3 separate regions of the Homo sapiens genome follow, and all the other regions are linked to region 1. Evidence: chromatin contacts called from ENCODE Hi-C or POLR2A ChIA-PET data. All regions are on one chromosome and are shown on one strand. The core of a region is the stretch at or near the end of the contact, and the rest is flanking DNA. Distances in the headings are between cores, read along the strand shown.

Region 1 (2,954 bases), core at 338-2,837:
CCAGAAGAGTAGAAATATTGAGACTTGGGTTTATCTGCCTCACATCAGGTACATCAAGTTCTGGATGGCTGCCCACTGGCCAGAGACATGAGGTGGACGGCTCCCTTTTGCTGCCCTGGGAAGGCCTTCTGCTGGCTTCGGCCCCACTGAGCAAAGTCTGCTTGTTCACTGGAGTTCACACAGACTCCTTGCCAGGCCTGCCCAGAATCCTGTCTCCTCTGACTTCCTGTGCTCTTGCATAATATTTCCTTGCTCCCTGAATGGCTGGCCCCAGTGCAGGAGCAGCTCACTCACACTGCTGGACCGAGGGCAGGATGTAGAGGGAGGGCAGGGATCTGCAAACGTCACCCAGGGGTGCTCTGGGCTCTGAGGGTGGAGGGCAAGAGGGGCAGAGCCCCCTCAAATTCTTTGGAAGATTATAGCACAAGGGGAGTTGGGAAGGCCCTGGGACCATGTGCACACACATCTATCTCCATGAATTGTCTCTCCTGTAAAATTATTTTTAAAGTTGCTAAGTTGTTTTCTTCTGATTATAAAAAATATACATGTTCCCCATAAAAAGTCATAGTAAAAGAAGGCATGGAGATAAAAATAAAAATCACCAAAATTCCATCACCCAGAGATAACCACTGTTAACTCTTTGGTGAACATACTTTTCTCTATATCATGAATATTGATATATAATTACAGAATACGGGCATACTTCTAAGATATTGTAGGTTCGTTCCAGGCCACTACAGTAAAGTGAATATCACAATAAAACGAGTCACATGATTTTTTTTTGTTTCCTCGTGCATATGAAAGTTATGTTTATATTTTAGCATTATGTCTAAAAAACAATGTACATACCCTTTTTTTTTTTCTTTTTGAGACACAGTTTCACTCCGTTGCACAGACTGGAGTGCAATGGGGCAATCTTAGCTCACTGCAACTTCCGCCTCCTGGGTTCAAGCAATTCTGGTGCCTCAGCACCCCCGAGTAGCTGGGATTTACAGACATGTGCTGCCACACCCAGCTAATTTTTGTGTTTTTAGTAGAGATGGGGTTTTGCCATGTTGGCCAGGCTGGTCTCGAACTACTGGCCTCAAATGATCTGCCTGCCTCAGCCTCCCAAAGTGTTGGGATTACAGGCATGAGCCACCGCACCTGGCCAACAATGTCTATACCTTAATTTAAAAATATTTTATTGCTAAAAGAAATGCTAACAATCATCTGAGCCTTCAGTGAGTCATAATCTTCTTACTGGGAGAGGTTCTTGCCTCCATATCGGTGGCTGCAGAACTGATTAGTGTGACGGTTGCTGAAGGTTGGGGTGGCTGTGGCAATTCCTTGAAATCAGACAAGAATGAAGTTTTTTACATCAATAGAGTCTTCTTTTCAGGAAAGACTCTGCAGCATGTGATACTGTCTGATAGCATTTTACCCACAGTAAAACTTCCTTCATAATTGGTGTCAATCCTCTCAAACCCTGCCACTGCTTTATCAACTTAGTTGATGTAATATTCTAAATCCTTTGTTGTCATTTCCACAGTGTTCACACCATCTTTACCAGGAGCAAATTCCATCTTGAGAAGCCACTTTTCTTTTCTCATCTGTAAGAAGCTCTGACTCATCTGTTCAAGTTTTATCATGAGGTTGCAACAGTTCAGTCACATCTTCAGGCTCCACTTCTAGTTTTCTTGCTATTTCTTCCACATCTGCAGTTACTTCCTCCACTAAAGTCTTGAACCCCTCAAAGTCATCCGTGAGGTTTGGAATTAACTTCTTCCAGACTCCTGTTACTGCTGATATTTTGACATCCTCCCACAAATTACAAATGCTGTTAATGGTATCTAGAATGGTGAACTCTTTTCAGGTGGTTTTCAATTTACTTTGCCCAGATTCATCTAGGAATCACTATCTATGGCAGCTATAGCCTTACAAAATTTCTTGAATAAGACTTGGAAGTCAGAATTACTCCTTGATCCATGGGCTTCAGAATGGATCTTGTGTTAGCAGGCATGAAAACAACATTAATTTTGTGCGTCTCCATCAGGGCTCTTGAGTAACTAGGTGCATTGACAACGAGCACATAAACATATGTGCTGTCATCCAGGTTTTGTTGTTCCACTGATAGAGCACCAATAAAGTAGATTTGGCATAATTTTTAAGAACCCTAGGACTTACAGAATGGTAAATGATAAGTGGCTTCAGCTTAAACTCACCAGCTGCATTAGTCCCTAGTAAGAGAGTCAGCCTGTCCTTTGAAACTAGGGATTGACTTCTCCCCTCTTGCAGTGAAAGTCCTAGATGGCATGTTCATCCAGCATAAGGCTCTTTCATCTACACTGAAAATCTGTTTAGTGTAGCCACCTTCATCAATGATCTTAGCTAGATCTTCTAAATAACTGGCTGCCGCTTATGTATCAGCACTTGCTCTTTCACCTTGCATTTTTATGTTATGGAGATGTCTTCTTTCCTTAAATGTGACGAACCAACCTCTGCTAGCTTCATACTTTTCTTAATGCAGCTTCCTTACCTTGCTCTGCCTTCCTAGAATTGAAGAGAGTTAGGGCCTTGCTCTGGATTAGACTTTGGCTTAAGGGAATATTATGCCTGGTTTGATCTTCTCACTAAGCTTAATCATTCCTTAACTTTTGATTTAAAGTGAGAGATGTGACTCTTCCTTTCATTCGAACACATAGAGCCCATTGTAGAGTTATTAAAATTGGTCTAATTTCAATATTGTTGTGTCTCAGGGAATAGGAAGGATTGGGGAGGGGGAGAGAGAGATACACACACACACACACAAACACACACACGCACACAGAGGAACAATCACTGGACCAGTCAGAACACACACAACATTTATTAAGATCACTGTCTTATATGGGTGCAGTTTATGCCTAAAAACAATTACGGTGGTAACATCAAAGATCACTGATCGCAGATCATTATAATAATAGCTATAATAA
Region 2 (2,954 bases), core at 290-2,789, 44 kb before region 1:
GCTGGGACTGCAGGTGCATGCCACCACACCCGGCTAATTTTTGTATTTTTAGTAGAGACGGGGTTTCACCATATTGGCCAGGATGGTCTTGATCTCCTTACCTCGTGATCCACCCGCCTCAGCCTCCCAAAGTGCTGGATTACAGGTGTGAGCCACCGTGCCCGGCCACCACATGGTTTTTCTAATGCTTCCATGTATTCCCTCCCATCAGGCCTCCGCTGTATCTGCTCACCTTCTTTAGAGTGTCTCCCACAGAAATACTGTCTCTCCTCTCTTTCTGTACTTTCTTCATTCCTCAATTCCAGGCAGCACAAATGACTTGCCTCTAGTTGAGAATGTTGAAGGCATTCTCTTCATCTTGCATTTCTCGTTGCATTTCCAGATGGTAGCGTAGTGCCCAGCACCAAGTGGCTGCTCAGAGCGTTTCAGAATTGACTGGAATGCTTCCCCCCTGCCCACCTGAGAGACTCGATGGCCTCTGTCAGTGGCTGCTTTCCAACTCCCCTGGAAGCCAGTTCCTAACCCAAATTCTTTACCCCGAATGTCAACCTTCTTTTCCTAAGAAATAAATTACTAGAGATGAGGGAGGGCTTCTTCCTTAGTCTTTGGTTTCCATGAGGAGGGAATTATCTGTGCACTCCTGGCAGGTTACTCCACCATGCCCGACCCCCGACAGAGGTGAACTGCGGTAGTGACTGAGTGAACAGTTTGGGAATGGATCAGGGGCCAGTTGGGTGTGCCTCACAGCAGGTAGTTTGCACTCTAAGGTGCTCTGACAGGGGTAGGGGTAAAGGATCTACCAACTGGGGGCGCCTGTAGCTGGTTGGGGGTCTGCTGAAGCTGGTCTTCTCAAGGGCCCCCTTGGGAAGTCCCTAGTCCTCAGCAGCTCAGTCCATAACAGAGCCGACATCTTTCCCTCCATCCGCTGTTTCTATATTTCAGAACTTGGGGCCTGGCACAGTAGTTCACACCTGTAACCCCAATATTTTGGAAGACAGAGGTGGGAGGATTGTTTGAGGTCAGGAATTCAAGACCAGCCTGGGCAACATAGTGAGACCTTTGTCTCTACAAAAAAATTAAAAAATAGTCATGTATGGTTGGTGTGCACCTGTAGTCCCATCTACTCAGGAGGCTGAGGTGAGAGGATCGCTTGACCCCAGGAGATAGAGGCTGCAGTGAGCCAGGATCATGCTACTACACTCCAGCCTAGGCAACAGAGTGAGTCTGCCTCCAAAAAAAGAAAAAAACAGAATTTGGATGGGGAAAACATGATTGTTATGTTTCAACCTCCTCAGGCTCCAACAGGCCCAGAAAGAAACTTAAGAGGCATTTTTAAGAACTGTCTTGAGGCCCAGAGGCACATGGGAAGCTGGGTGCCCAGGGTCTGGAACCCTATTTTACAGAATAGCTGTCTGGGTCTCTAAATCTGTTCTTGGTTGCTTTTTCTCCTTAGGGCCTCTTGACATGTACAGACGCTTGGCTGAGTCCTGGAAGCTGCAGTGTTGACTTAGACACTGTCCTCAGCCCGGTGTAACTACACAGGGTCAAAATGAGTCAGCAGGCACCCCAGGCCCTCATTCGTTTTCCACAGTCTCCTGACGGAAATCTCTGGGCAGACGGGGAGGTATCAAGGAACCACCAGGGAGCTAGGCTGAATTCTGGGTAAGGCAGGAAGGACGATGAGGTGTCTCAGGAAGAAAGTCAGGACACCCCCAGCAGCCATTCTCCCTTTGTAATTAGAGCCCCCACCCACCCAGCTCTCTGGAGATCAGGAGTACTGGCCAACACTTCCTGTTTAGAGCAAACATTTGCTATAGCTGAACTTTGTGTCCAATCCCTGAAATGGGTACATAGGAAGGGCACCCTGAAGCTAAATAAAACATGTATCTTAGGGATCTTAGGTCAGGCTAAACTTTCAGTGTGTACTTCCTGAGCCAATTGTGGAGAATTCTTAGCTTTCCATTTCCCTGAGGAGTTAACACTTGACAACTTTCACGGAGGAGTGATTGGAAAAACATTGCTCTAAAGAAGTCTTGAAATTTCTGGGCCCAATGTGAGCCCCAAATTAAACAATTCTAGTAGGTCACTGTATCTTTAACTGGCTCATCTCTATGACCCAGATGGAGGGAGGGAGCTGCCTGCCTTGGGGACGTTCCTGCCTTACCCAGAATTCAGCCTAGCTCCCTGGTAGCTCCTTGATACCTCCCCGTCTGCCCAGAGATTTCCTTCAGGAGACTGTGGAAAATGGATGAGGGCCTGGGGTGCCTGCTGACTCATTTTGACCCTGTGTAGTTACACCGGGCTGAGGACAGTGGCTAAGTCAACACTGCAGCTTCCAGGACTCAGCCAAGCGTCTGTGCATGTCAAGAAGCCCTAAGTAACTAGCACTGGGTGATTTTACAACTTGGTTAAACGCAAGCTGTCACTTCCATGGCTAGTGGATTGATCATTTACCAATCTTTAAAGAACAGTTCTGTCAAGCAAACCTAACCAATCCTTCTCTGATGTGTCAGACATATTTCAGGATCTCTTGGGATTTCAGAGTACTCTTGGAACTATCATTCCCATTGCACAGATCTGTCCACTAAAAGAGTAGGAAGCTTATGGGAAGAGCTAGTGCATTTAGTCTAGAGAAAGGTTGACTCAGTCTACAAATACAGGAAGGGCCAGACAAATTTGGTCTCTCCCAGGGAGCAGAACCATGTCCAATACATGGAGGGAGGGAGCTGGCTGCCTTGGGGACATTCAAAGAAAGACTGTATATGCATCAGCCAGGATGCATAGAGGGAGTGTTTATGTCTCCCATGAGGGCTGGTTTCCAAGACATTCCCACCTGTTATGGACTGTATTCCCCCAAAATGTATATGTTGAAGCCGTAACCCTCAATGTGATGGTGTTAAGGAGCAGGACCTTTGGGAGGTGATGAGGTTTCGATGAGGTCATGTGGGTGGAGT
Region 3 (2,954 bases), core at 332-2,831, 35 kb after region 1:
TAATGGTGCTTACCCTGCAATGTTATTTGGGGATTGAGATAACAGATATAAAAGGCCTTATCCTCTAGCCTGCCACATATTAAGCTCTCAATAAGTTATAGCTTAGAAATAAAAATTATTATGAACAAATATATTGATTTATATTAAATATAGGCTTCTGGAGAAATGATGTAAAAGAAAACCCAGTGTAAATTCTTACTATCCTCTAACCTACTTTCTAGCAATTTCTATCAAAATGCAGAGTCGTCAAACTTTTCCAAGGCAAAACAACCCACACATTCATTATTTAAGCATTTCTAACAAAGGTGAGTACCAATTTTGGCTCACTTTATAATAGGAAATAGCTGGTTGCATACCTCAAAGTTCAAAAGGCTAAAAAATACCAGGTTTTTCTTTAGAAAAGTTTCTCTTTACTTAGTAACACGTTTCCCTTTGATTTTCACAGTAGGCTGTTCTGTGTGGGAATGTTGGAGAGGAAACCTCAACGTTGAGAAATTCAGGCTGTGGGTCTGGGCTGCCGATTGAGATTCGTATCACAGGAAGCAAACTGAAACAATAGCTTTATGATATTAGCTGCCACGCTGGGCTGAGGACAGAACACACTCTTACAGGAACATCGGTGGAAATGCCACTTGATTGTCCTAAATCCTCTTTCAAGATGAGCCCCACAAACCATGAGCGAATCAGGGTCAACTCTGCATTCTGAGGGCATTAAACCGCAGTGAATATACAAAATTTGCTTTTCATTGTAAAACTGAATTTTGGGCTTGCCCAAACTCATACATGGCGAAATCAAATTCATTTTCCATGGACCTGGAGATCAGCGTGAAGCAAGGTTTCTAAAGAGAAGTGTCAGTTGCATTATGGATTCATCATCATTTGCTTAGCGAAGACATCAGTTATAACAAGAGATTATATTTTCCTGATCTCTAGACTACTAAGGGAAGGATATTAAAATGTGAGACAAGTGATTTTAAAGTTTTTAAGGCTTGATATGACCTTTCCATGCAGGAAAAGTGGGACAAAGAAAGAATTGTGGAGGCAGATATATGTTCTGGTACCCTCTCACACCCCACTTTCAGACTTCTTTTCCCAGGCTTTCACTCCTACCTCCACCCCTTTGTCCCACCCACTCCAAATCAAGGCCTTTTTCTGTCCTGTTTGGAAAGAACTCAATAAGCTGATTCATGTGAGGATGTTAATGGGTGAGAACAGCTAATATACAGTCTCTTCTAGAGATACTGACTTTGTTCAGATCATTCCTTTAACTTAAACTAAAAAGTCTCGTCAGTCAACAGGTGTTTGCTGAACCCAGTCCTGTACTACATCAAGGGTAATACAGAGAGGCAAGATAGGATAGTAAGATACATGCAAAGAACAAAGGCATGAATCTCTCCTAGTGGACTTTCAGGACTCTCAGGGAGCCCAGGAAGATCAGGAAGGACACAGTGCCTTCTGTCAAAGGCATCAGAGGAGCCCAGGCCTGCTAATGGTGGCATTTAAAGGTATGGCTAAGGATCCAGTAAGCGATCCCAGAGTGATTTCCCTGTGGCTTGACTGGCACTGCTCTTGCAGTCTGCACATCCGGGAGGGCGGGGTTTGAGGGGCCAGGCTGTGGGTCAGGTGGAGGGGAGGAATCAGTTTAGGCAGAGCCTTAGAAGGAAGGCCCCTGTGGTGGTCACAAAGTGGTAACTGCCAAGCACATCTGAACCAGGAAGACCCCATCAGAATGGCTTTAAGAACAGTCAGAGCAGTCCTGGAACTTCTCGGAGTAGGAAACAAGAGGCAAAGCGACCTTGGTGGAATAAAAGTGCAGCCAGCATTCTGACCAGCAGCACCGTGGGGCAGCCTGGTCTCTGAGACCACTCAGGAGCCTCTGCTCTGCCACTCTGCCTGCTCTCTCCCAATGCACAGCCCCTGCTGCCCAGGAAGTCCCACCCCACATGGGCGGTGCTGCCTGAAGGAAATGAGCGTTGCTCCGGAAAAAGTGCTCCAAAACCTCAGCCCGCGCATATCCTGGCTGTGGGGAGTCATCAAAGCCTGTTTACCGGGGCTATTTTTAGCATTAAAGAATCTTGTTATGCTCCCCAGGACGGGCATGCACTTTCTCAGCAGAGCACCTCTGGTTTTAATGAGCCATCTCTCGTCTTTGGGGTCAGACCCTGAAGGGTCCTCGGAAGCAAGTAACTGAGATCTGGAGCCCAGGATGATTTACAGACCCACTTGGTGGCTTATTGAGCACCTACTCTGGGCTCCTCACTTTGTTCTGACCAAGAGTTGATGCTGGATTGTGGCATCACCTTACAGCAGTTTATCTGTCTTCCCCACCAGTCTGTCGATTCCGAGGGAAGGAACTGCCCTTACACCTTTCAGTATCCCTGATTCTCCTTAAGACAGGACTGAGCACACAGTAAGTGACACTTCTGGACAGATTACCTTGTGCCTAGCATAAAGCAGACATGAACACAGTAGAAACTTAATAATGGTGTAGGGAGCGCGTGCATTTTCCCATGTCCGTAACACTGAGTAGGATATTAATGGTACGTCAGGGAAGACACGATGTTCATAGGGGAAGAGGCAGAAGGGTCTTCAGCAGATTTGTGACATGAGCCTCCACGGTGAGGGGCTACCTCCTGGCTCCCCAGTTTTCACTCTCAGCTCCAAGCTGGGAGTGACCTGGCCAGGTTCCTTCAGAAGCTCCCAGGAGAACAAGCAGGTGCTGTGAGGGCAACTAGTTCCACAGAGGGAAGAGACCCTGTCCCGGCCCTGCCGTCACAGGGTCCCTGGGGCCAACCTGCTGGCTTCCTGGTCCTCCAGCCATTGTGACCGCAGTCCCAAGACATTCTGTTACCCTTCGTGGCCCTAGATTGCCCCTCTCCCTCCCGGAGGCCAGCTGACCCGATGCTGCTGTAGCCGATTTCGCCACCTCCTGGAAGCAAATGCACTGGGCATGG

What was found. A loop is a pair of places that touch in the nucleus more often than their neighbours do. ChIA-PET counts read pairs that join two places held with the same protein, here RNA polymerase II (POLR2A). Pooled maps may share reads with other maps.
Region 2: a loop to region 1 is called in a map of endothelial cell of umbilical vein, with 4 times the contacts of the local background. The contact joins two enhancer-like sites. A Hi-C loop is called at or near these places in 3 of 168 maps with a recorded cell type or tissue (astrocyte of the cerebellum, endothelial cell of hepatic sinusoid and endothelial cell of umbilical vein) and 1 of 37 single-sample maps with no recorded cell type. POLR2A ChIA-PET finds 5 or more read pairs at or near these places in 1 of 52 experiments (activated CD4-positive, alpha-beta T cell).
Region 3: a map of endothelial cell of umbilical vein shows a loop between it and region 1 (4-fold over the local background). The contact joins two enhancer-like sites. A Hi-C loop is called at or near these places in 41 of 168 maps with a recorded cell type or tissue (CD4-positive, alpha-beta T cell, Caco-2, HCT116 and 24 more) and 17 of 50 pooled maps. POLR2A ChIA-PET finds 5 or more read pairs at or near these places in 12 of 52 experiments (BJ, CD4-positive, alpha-beta memory T cell, GM10248 and 9 more).

The regions. Positions count from the first base shown.
Region 1 is chr2:46,315,409-46,318,362 of GRCh38, forward strand. The region is part of intron 1 of EPAS1 (endothelial PAS domain protein 1); the gene reads left to right. Among named protein-coding and RNA genes, the nearest start is that of EPAS1, 19 kb to the left of the region's middle. Within about 2 kb of position 1,588, at least 2 of the 41 ENCODE cell types and tissues checked have a DNase peak (open chromatin) inside an H3K27ac peak, as active enhancers do.
Region 2 is chr2:46,271,817-46,274,770 of GRCh38, forward strand. All of the region lies in intron 2 of LOC101926974 (a long non-coding RNA gene), which reads left to right. Among named protein-coding and RNA genes, the nearest start is that of EPAS1, 24 kb to the right of the region's middle. Within about 2 kb of position 1,540, at least 4 of the 41 ENCODE cell types and tissues checked have a DNase peak (open chromatin) inside an H3K27ac peak, as active enhancers do.
Region 3 is chr2:46,349,975-46,352,928 of GRCh38, forward strand. The region is part of intron 2 of EPAS1 (endothelial PAS domain protein 1); the gene reads left to right. Among named protein-coding and RNA genes, the nearest start is that of LINC01820, 43 kb to the right of the region's middle. RefSeq lists an enhancer at 1,836-2,130. Within about 2 kb of position 1,582, at least 21 of the 41 ENCODE cell types and tissues checked have a DNase peak (open chromatin) inside an H3K27ac peak, as active enhancers do.